Linked DNA regions of Homo sapiens: region 1 is linked to region 2. A link is a loop called in an ENCODE intact Hi-C map of the cell type or tissue named here. Cell type or tissue: endothelial cell of umbilical vein. All regions are shown on one strand. Each heading gives the region's core, and the rest is flanking DNA. Links, peaks and the distances in the headings are about the cores only. Region 1 overlaps MTA1 (metastasis associated 1). Region 2 holds the start of TEDC1 (tubulin epsilon and delta complex 1).

What was found. Hi-C counts contacts between places; a loop is a spot of excess contacts. Peaks named below come from ENCODE experiments on the same cell type or tissue, not always from the same donor. Only the 100,000 strongest peaks of a DNase experiment are listed, where the experiment ranks them.
Region 1: it touches region 2 in a loop (6-fold over the local background); 56 of 110 quality-filtered maps call a loop at or near these places.

Annotation. Positions count from the first base shown.
Region 1 is chr14:105,428,571-105,431,487 of GRCh38, reverse strand. The region is part of intron 1 of MTA1 (metastasis associated 1); the gene reads right to left. Among named protein-coding and RNA genes, the nearest start is that of MTA1, 10 kb to the right of the region's middle. In endothelial cell of umbilical vein, for the core only: no CTCF peak of the experiment used is centred there; DNase peaks (open chromatin) are centred at 737 and 1,237; H3K27ac peaks cover 1,436 bases.
Region 2 is chr14:105,489,153-105,492,027 of GRCh38, reverse strand. TEDC1 (tubulin epsilon and delta complex 1) reads right to left here and starts at 782. Exons shown (of 9, transcript NM_001367178.1): 1 at 506-782; 2 at 328-406. The coding sequence starts at 652. RefSeq lists enhancers at 1-702, 877-1,126, 703-1,446 and silencers at 457-826, 1,217-1,846, 1,857-1,906, 2,037-2,166. In endothelial cell of umbilical vein, for the core only: CTCF peaks have their summits at 1,281 (motif pointing right) and 2,179 (motif pointing right); DNase peaks (open chromatin) are centred at 987 and 2,177; H3K4me3 peaks cover 1,451 bases; H3K27ac peaks cover 1,621 bases.

The DNA of each region.
Region 1 (2,917 bases), core at 224-2,723, 60 kb after region 2:
TGTCAGTAGGATCTGTAGTGATGTCCCATCTGTTGTTCCTGATGTTGGTTACTTGTGGCTTCTATTTCTTTGTCAGTCTGGCTATAGATTTCAGTTTATTGGTCTTGTTAATAACCAGCTTGTAGGCTGGGCACAGTGGCTCATGCCTGTAAATCCCAGCAGTTTGGGAGGCCAAGGTGGGTGGATCACCTGAGGTCAGGAGTTTGAGACCAGCCTGGCCAATATGGTGAAACCTGGTCTCTACTAAAAATACAAAAATTAACTGTGCGTGGTGGTGGGCGCCTGTAATCCCAGCTACTCGGGAGGCTGAGGCAGGAGAAGTGAGGACAGTCTTGTGGGACTCAGCCCTTCAGCTGCAGAACCTAATATTCTCTCCAGGTAAGCAGTGTCAAAATTGGGTTAAATCACTGGATAACCGACTGGCTGCTGGTAGGGAGAAACCCCACACACATTCCAGGGACCAGAGGTGAAGTGTTCTGTGTTGAACGTGTGAGACTGGGAAAAAGTTAAGTTTTTCCTGTCCCTATCACAAATATTCAACCCCACCACGGTAGCTCAAAGCAGCCACATAATAACTGGAATCCCTCCCATTAGTGCGGCCGTGTTCCCATAACACTTTATTTCTGAGCACTGAAATGTGAATTTCATATAATCTTCATGTGTCATGAAGTTTTCTGCCTTTGATTTTTTTCTCAACAATTAAAAAATGTAAAACCCATTCTTAGCTCGTGAGTCATCAAAAACAGGCAGCGGGCCAGTTTGCCAATCCCTGTACGAGAGGACCCAAGATTGGTTTAGATGCCAATTATTTCCCAAACATCTACACGGGCATCATGCTTAGCTTGATGATGCTTTGCAGGTATTGTGTTTCTTACAAATTGAAGGTTTGTGGCAACGTGCATCAAGTCAAGTCCATCGGTGCCATTTTTCCAACAGCAGGTGCTCACTACGTGTTGCTGTCACGTTTTGGTAATTCTCTCAACATTTCCAACTTTTTAACCATGATTCTATCTGTGATGGCGATCTGTGGTCATTGCTCCTCGATGCTACTATTGTAATTGTTTTGGGCATCATGAGCCATACCCCAACTAAGAACTTAATTGATAAATGTGTGTGTTCCGACTGCCCCAGGAACTGGCCATTCCTCCATTTCTCTCCCTCTCCTGGGGCCTCTCTATTCCCTGAGACACAACAATACTGAAATTGGGCCAACTAGCAACCCTGCCATGGCCTCTAAGTAGTCCAGTGAAGGGAAGAGTTGAGGGTCACACATCTCTCACTTTAAAACAAAAGCTGGAAATAAATGACTAAGCTTAGTTAGGAAGGCCTGTCGAAAGCCAAGATACCCTAACGGAAAGCCTGGTCTTCAGCGCCAAGCAGGTAGCCCAGTTGTGAATGCAGAGGAAAAGTTCCTGAAAGAAACTAAAAGTGGGTCGGGCGCAGTGGCTCACACCTGTATTCCCAGCACTTTGGGAGGCCAAAGCAGGTGGATCACTTGAGGTCAGGAGTTTGAGACCAGCCTGGCCAACATGGTGAAACCCCATCTCTACTAAAAATAAAAAAATTAGCCAGGCATGGTGGTGTGTGCCTGTAATCCCAGCTACTCGGGAGGCTGAGGTGGGAGAATCACTTGAACCCGAGAGCTGGAGGTGGCAGTGAGCCAAGATCGCACCACTGCACTCCAGCCTGAATGACAGAGCGAGACTTGGTCACCAAAAAAAAAAAAAAAAAAAAAGGCCGGGCGCAGTGGCTCACGTCTGTAATCCCAGCACTTCGGGAGGCTGAGGCAGGTGGATCACAAGGTCAGGAGATTGAGGCCATCCTGGCTAACATGGTGAAACCCCGTCTCTACTAAAAAAATACAAAAAATTAGCCGGGCATAGTGGCGGGCACCTGTAGTCCCAGCTACTCGGGAGGCTGAGGCAAGAGAATGGCGTGAACCTGGGAGGCGGAGCTTGCAGTGAGCCGAGATCGTGCCACTGCACTCCAGCCTGGGTGACAGAGGGAGACTCTGTCTCAAAAAAAAAAAAAAAAATTAGCCGGGTGTGGTGGTGGGTGCCTGTAGTCCCAGCCACTTGGGAGGCTGAGGCAGGAGAATCGCTTGAACCCGGGAGGCGGAGGTTGCAGCGAGCCGAGATCGTGCCACCGCACTCCAGCCTGGGCGACAGAGCAAGACTTCATCTCCAAAAAACAAAAAGTGCTGCTCCAGTGAACACAAGCCTGATAAGACAGCTGAACGGCCTTAGTACTGATAGAGAGAAAGCTGAAGTGCCGGGATGGGAAATCAAAGCGGACACATTCCCCGAAGCCAGAGCCCCAGCCTGAGCGAGGCCCTAACTCCCTTCAGTTCTACGAAGGCTGAGGGAGGTGAGGAGGCTGCAGAAGAAAAATCTGAAGCTAGCAGAAGTTGGCCCATGAAGTTCAAGGAAAGAAGCCATTTCTACCACATAAAAGTGCAAGGTGAGGCTGGGCACAATGGCTCATGCCTGTAATCCCAGCATTTTGGGAGTCAAGGCAGGAGGATCACTTGAGGCCAGGGGTTTGAGACTAGTGTGGGCAACATAGTGAGACCCCATCTCTACAAAAATAAATAAAACTAGCCAGGCATGGTGGCGTATGCCTGTAGTCCTAGCTACTCGGGAGGCTGAAGTGGGGAGGATCACTTGAGCCCAAGAGACTGAGGCTACATACAGTGAGCCAAGATCATACCACTGCACTCCAGCCTGGGCAACAGAGCAAGATGTTGTCTCAAAAAAAGAAAAAAAAAAAAGAAACACTTCTTTTTGGTTTCTGTAGAAATTAACAAGCCAATTCTAAACTCTGTAAGGGAAAGCCAAGTAACCAGAACAGGCTAAACAATTTTGAAAATGAGGAACAAAGTTCAAGGATTCCTACTACTTGATTTCAAGAATTACTA
Region 2 (2,875 bases), core at 264-2,763:
GGTCACTTGAGCAGAAGCTCAAGGCCTAGTTCAGAAGAGATGATAGTGGGAGAGCTAGAACTCAGACCAGGATGAGGAGACCAGGGGCCAACAGGGACGTCCCCAGGGCTTTGTAGGAGCAGAAGCCAGTGCTACCCAAGGGGGTGGAGCTAGGGCCCATCAGGGGGCGTGGCTTACCGGGGAAGGCGGAGTTTTGAGGAGCAAGCGGGGTCAGTGTTGGGTGGGGGCTAGAGCCTGCCGGGGCGGGGCTTACTGGGGAAGGCGGGGCTTTACAGGAGTAGGCGGGGCCAGTGCTACCGGGTGGGCGGGGCCAGGAGCGGGGCTTACCCAGGGCGAGCGATGCCAAGGCGTTGCCCGCAGGGAGTGGCGAGAGCACACGGAAGAGGAGCTGCCAGAGCGCGGAGGTCTGCGGAAAATAAAAAGCGGGCGGTCAGCGGAGCCGGCCCAACTCCCTGCGAGGGCCCGGGACCCCACCCGGCCCGCCTGCCCTCCGCGAGAGCGTCACCGCCTCCGGACGGTCGAACTTGGCGCGGCGGAAGATCTCGGGGCTGGGTCCCGAGGGCAGCGACCGACTCAACGCGGCGATGGCCTCAGGCAGGGCCCCGGCCCGGGCCCCAGCCGCGGGGTCCACCCGCTGCCGCCGCCTCCCCATGCAGCCAGCACCAGCCTCTTTCGGATCGCCCGCCTCCGCCGCGGCCCGGGGCCTGCGTCCAATCACCGCACGGGCCGGGTTTAGTGCGGCGGCTGGGACCTGCGCCCAGTTACCGCTCCGGCTGGAACCTGAGCCCAATCATGGCACGGGCCGGGTCCAGCGCCCAATCACCGCGCCGGCTGGGACCTGCGCCCAATCACCGCGCTGGCCGAGACCTGTACCCAATCACCGCGCTCCCGAGACCTGTACCCAATCACCGCGCTGGCCGGACATGCATCCAATCACTGCGTCGGCAGGGTCCCGCCTTCGTGTCCAAGCCCAATGAACGGTTCCCCTGGAGTTTGAGTGTAGTCTATTCTGTCTCGTGCGGACCCACTTCCGGGCTCCTGGCAGGGCTGTTGATATGGAGAACACCGCAGAGTCCGCCCTTGCAGGCTCAATCGTCACGACACCCGACACCCCGCCTCGCTCAGACCCCACCCATCAGCGCCTCACGCCCCTTGGCAACCTAGCAACCGCCGGGCGGGAGCGCGCAGACTCCGGAAGGCGCCCTGTGGGGCCGCTTACGCAGTCGGAGCGGACGAGCCTCGCCCCATCGCGCCGCCTTCCAGGCTGGGCCGCCAGGAGGCGCCCAGAGCCCGCCGCGCCGCACAGCGCAGACCCCAGCGCGGCCGGCCCCTGGCCCCTGGCGCGAAGTCCCGGGCAGCTCCCCCGCCCCGAACGCGCAGCCGGAGCCCGCGGCAGCCTCCTCAGGCGCTCCCGATCCTCGCCCGCCCGCGGCAGCGCTTCCCTCTGCCGCCGCCACGGAGCAGCCCCGGAGGAAGCCGGCGCATGGAAGCAGCTGCTGCCCGGGCGCCGCTGAGCCGGGCCCGCCTGCACGGGCGGCCCCGAAAGACGCGGGCCGGGAGGAACGTGGGGCTGTCTGCGGGGATGGAAGGTCGGGCTGGCTTCTGGCCAGCGGCGCCTCCGGGCATTCGTGAAGACCCCGGGCAGCGTGTCACCGGGGCTGTTCCCGCGATGCCCCTGCACCTCCCGGGGCTGCGAGGACGGCGGGAGAGGGAAACTCAGTCCTCCCTGGACCCCCAGCCCTGGCTGGACACGCCCACGAGAGGCGCAGCCCGAGGGGTCCCGGCCCCACCTTTCTTCTCGGCCTCCTTCGCCCCCGACCTCCTCTTCCAGGCGGCCCTCCCGGCCCCGCCTCGGGGCCCCCCCCCCAGCAAGCCCCTCCTCTCCCTCCCCGCACGCCCTCCGTCCTTCCCCGCCCGCAGCCTCCTTCCCTCCGGCGCATCGCGATCTCCTTCACGGCGCCAGTAGGAGGACTGCGCTCCTCACCCCGCCCACGCGGGTTTCTTGAAGCTAAGGGGCCTCCTCCTCGGAGCGCCTACTGCACCTGCCGAGCTACAGGGCGGCGGGAGCCAGGGGGATGGGAGCAGGAGGTGGGGAACCGCGGCGCCACAGAACTTGGCAGGAGGCGTGGGGGAGATGGCGGAGCAGCTCTGCGGCCTTGTTCAGCGCTCTCCCAACCCCCGAGCTTGCGGATTTTTCTCTGCACCAGGTGTCGCTGTCTCAAAGATCTCAGTTCCCTCAGCTCCACCCACCACCGTCCAGCCAGAAACCAGCCTCACCTCAGCACCCCCTGCCCCCATCCCATCAAAAGTGCTGTGGCTCCCAGCTCTTGGAATTCCAGGAATCCCCCAATCACCCCCACACACCCCACCCTGCGGGCCACCCTAGACTGCCCCCACAGCACCTGTCGAGCTGAGCCTGCAGCACACCCACCACAGCCCTAAGGCAGGGCCAGACCCCTGGGCTCTTTTAAACCAGTGGGTGTCCGGAGGGGTGGCCTTCTGCCAAGGCCGGTATCTAAGTAGCCAGTGTGGGGAAGAGGGTCTCTGAAGGTGGCCAGTCAGCAGCGGCTGGCTGAGTTGACAAGGGAGTTTCCAGAAGGCCCCCCAGCCCCTGTGCACGGCCGGTACTCAAGTTCCCCACTGGACGCCGGGCCACTGGGTAAGTCCCTGGGCACAGGGTAGATGGCAGATGAGGACGCACATGGGGCAGTGGTGCCTGGGTCAGGGGCAGAGCAGCCTCATCAGGCCCTTGCAGAAGCTGGGCCTGGCCTGGAGGGGTGGGGAATGAGGACAGGGTTGGGGGGTGGAAAGGAGGAAGGCCAGGAGTTCCCATAACTCCCCCAGAGCCTCTCAGAAAGGGAGCCAGCATGAGCTG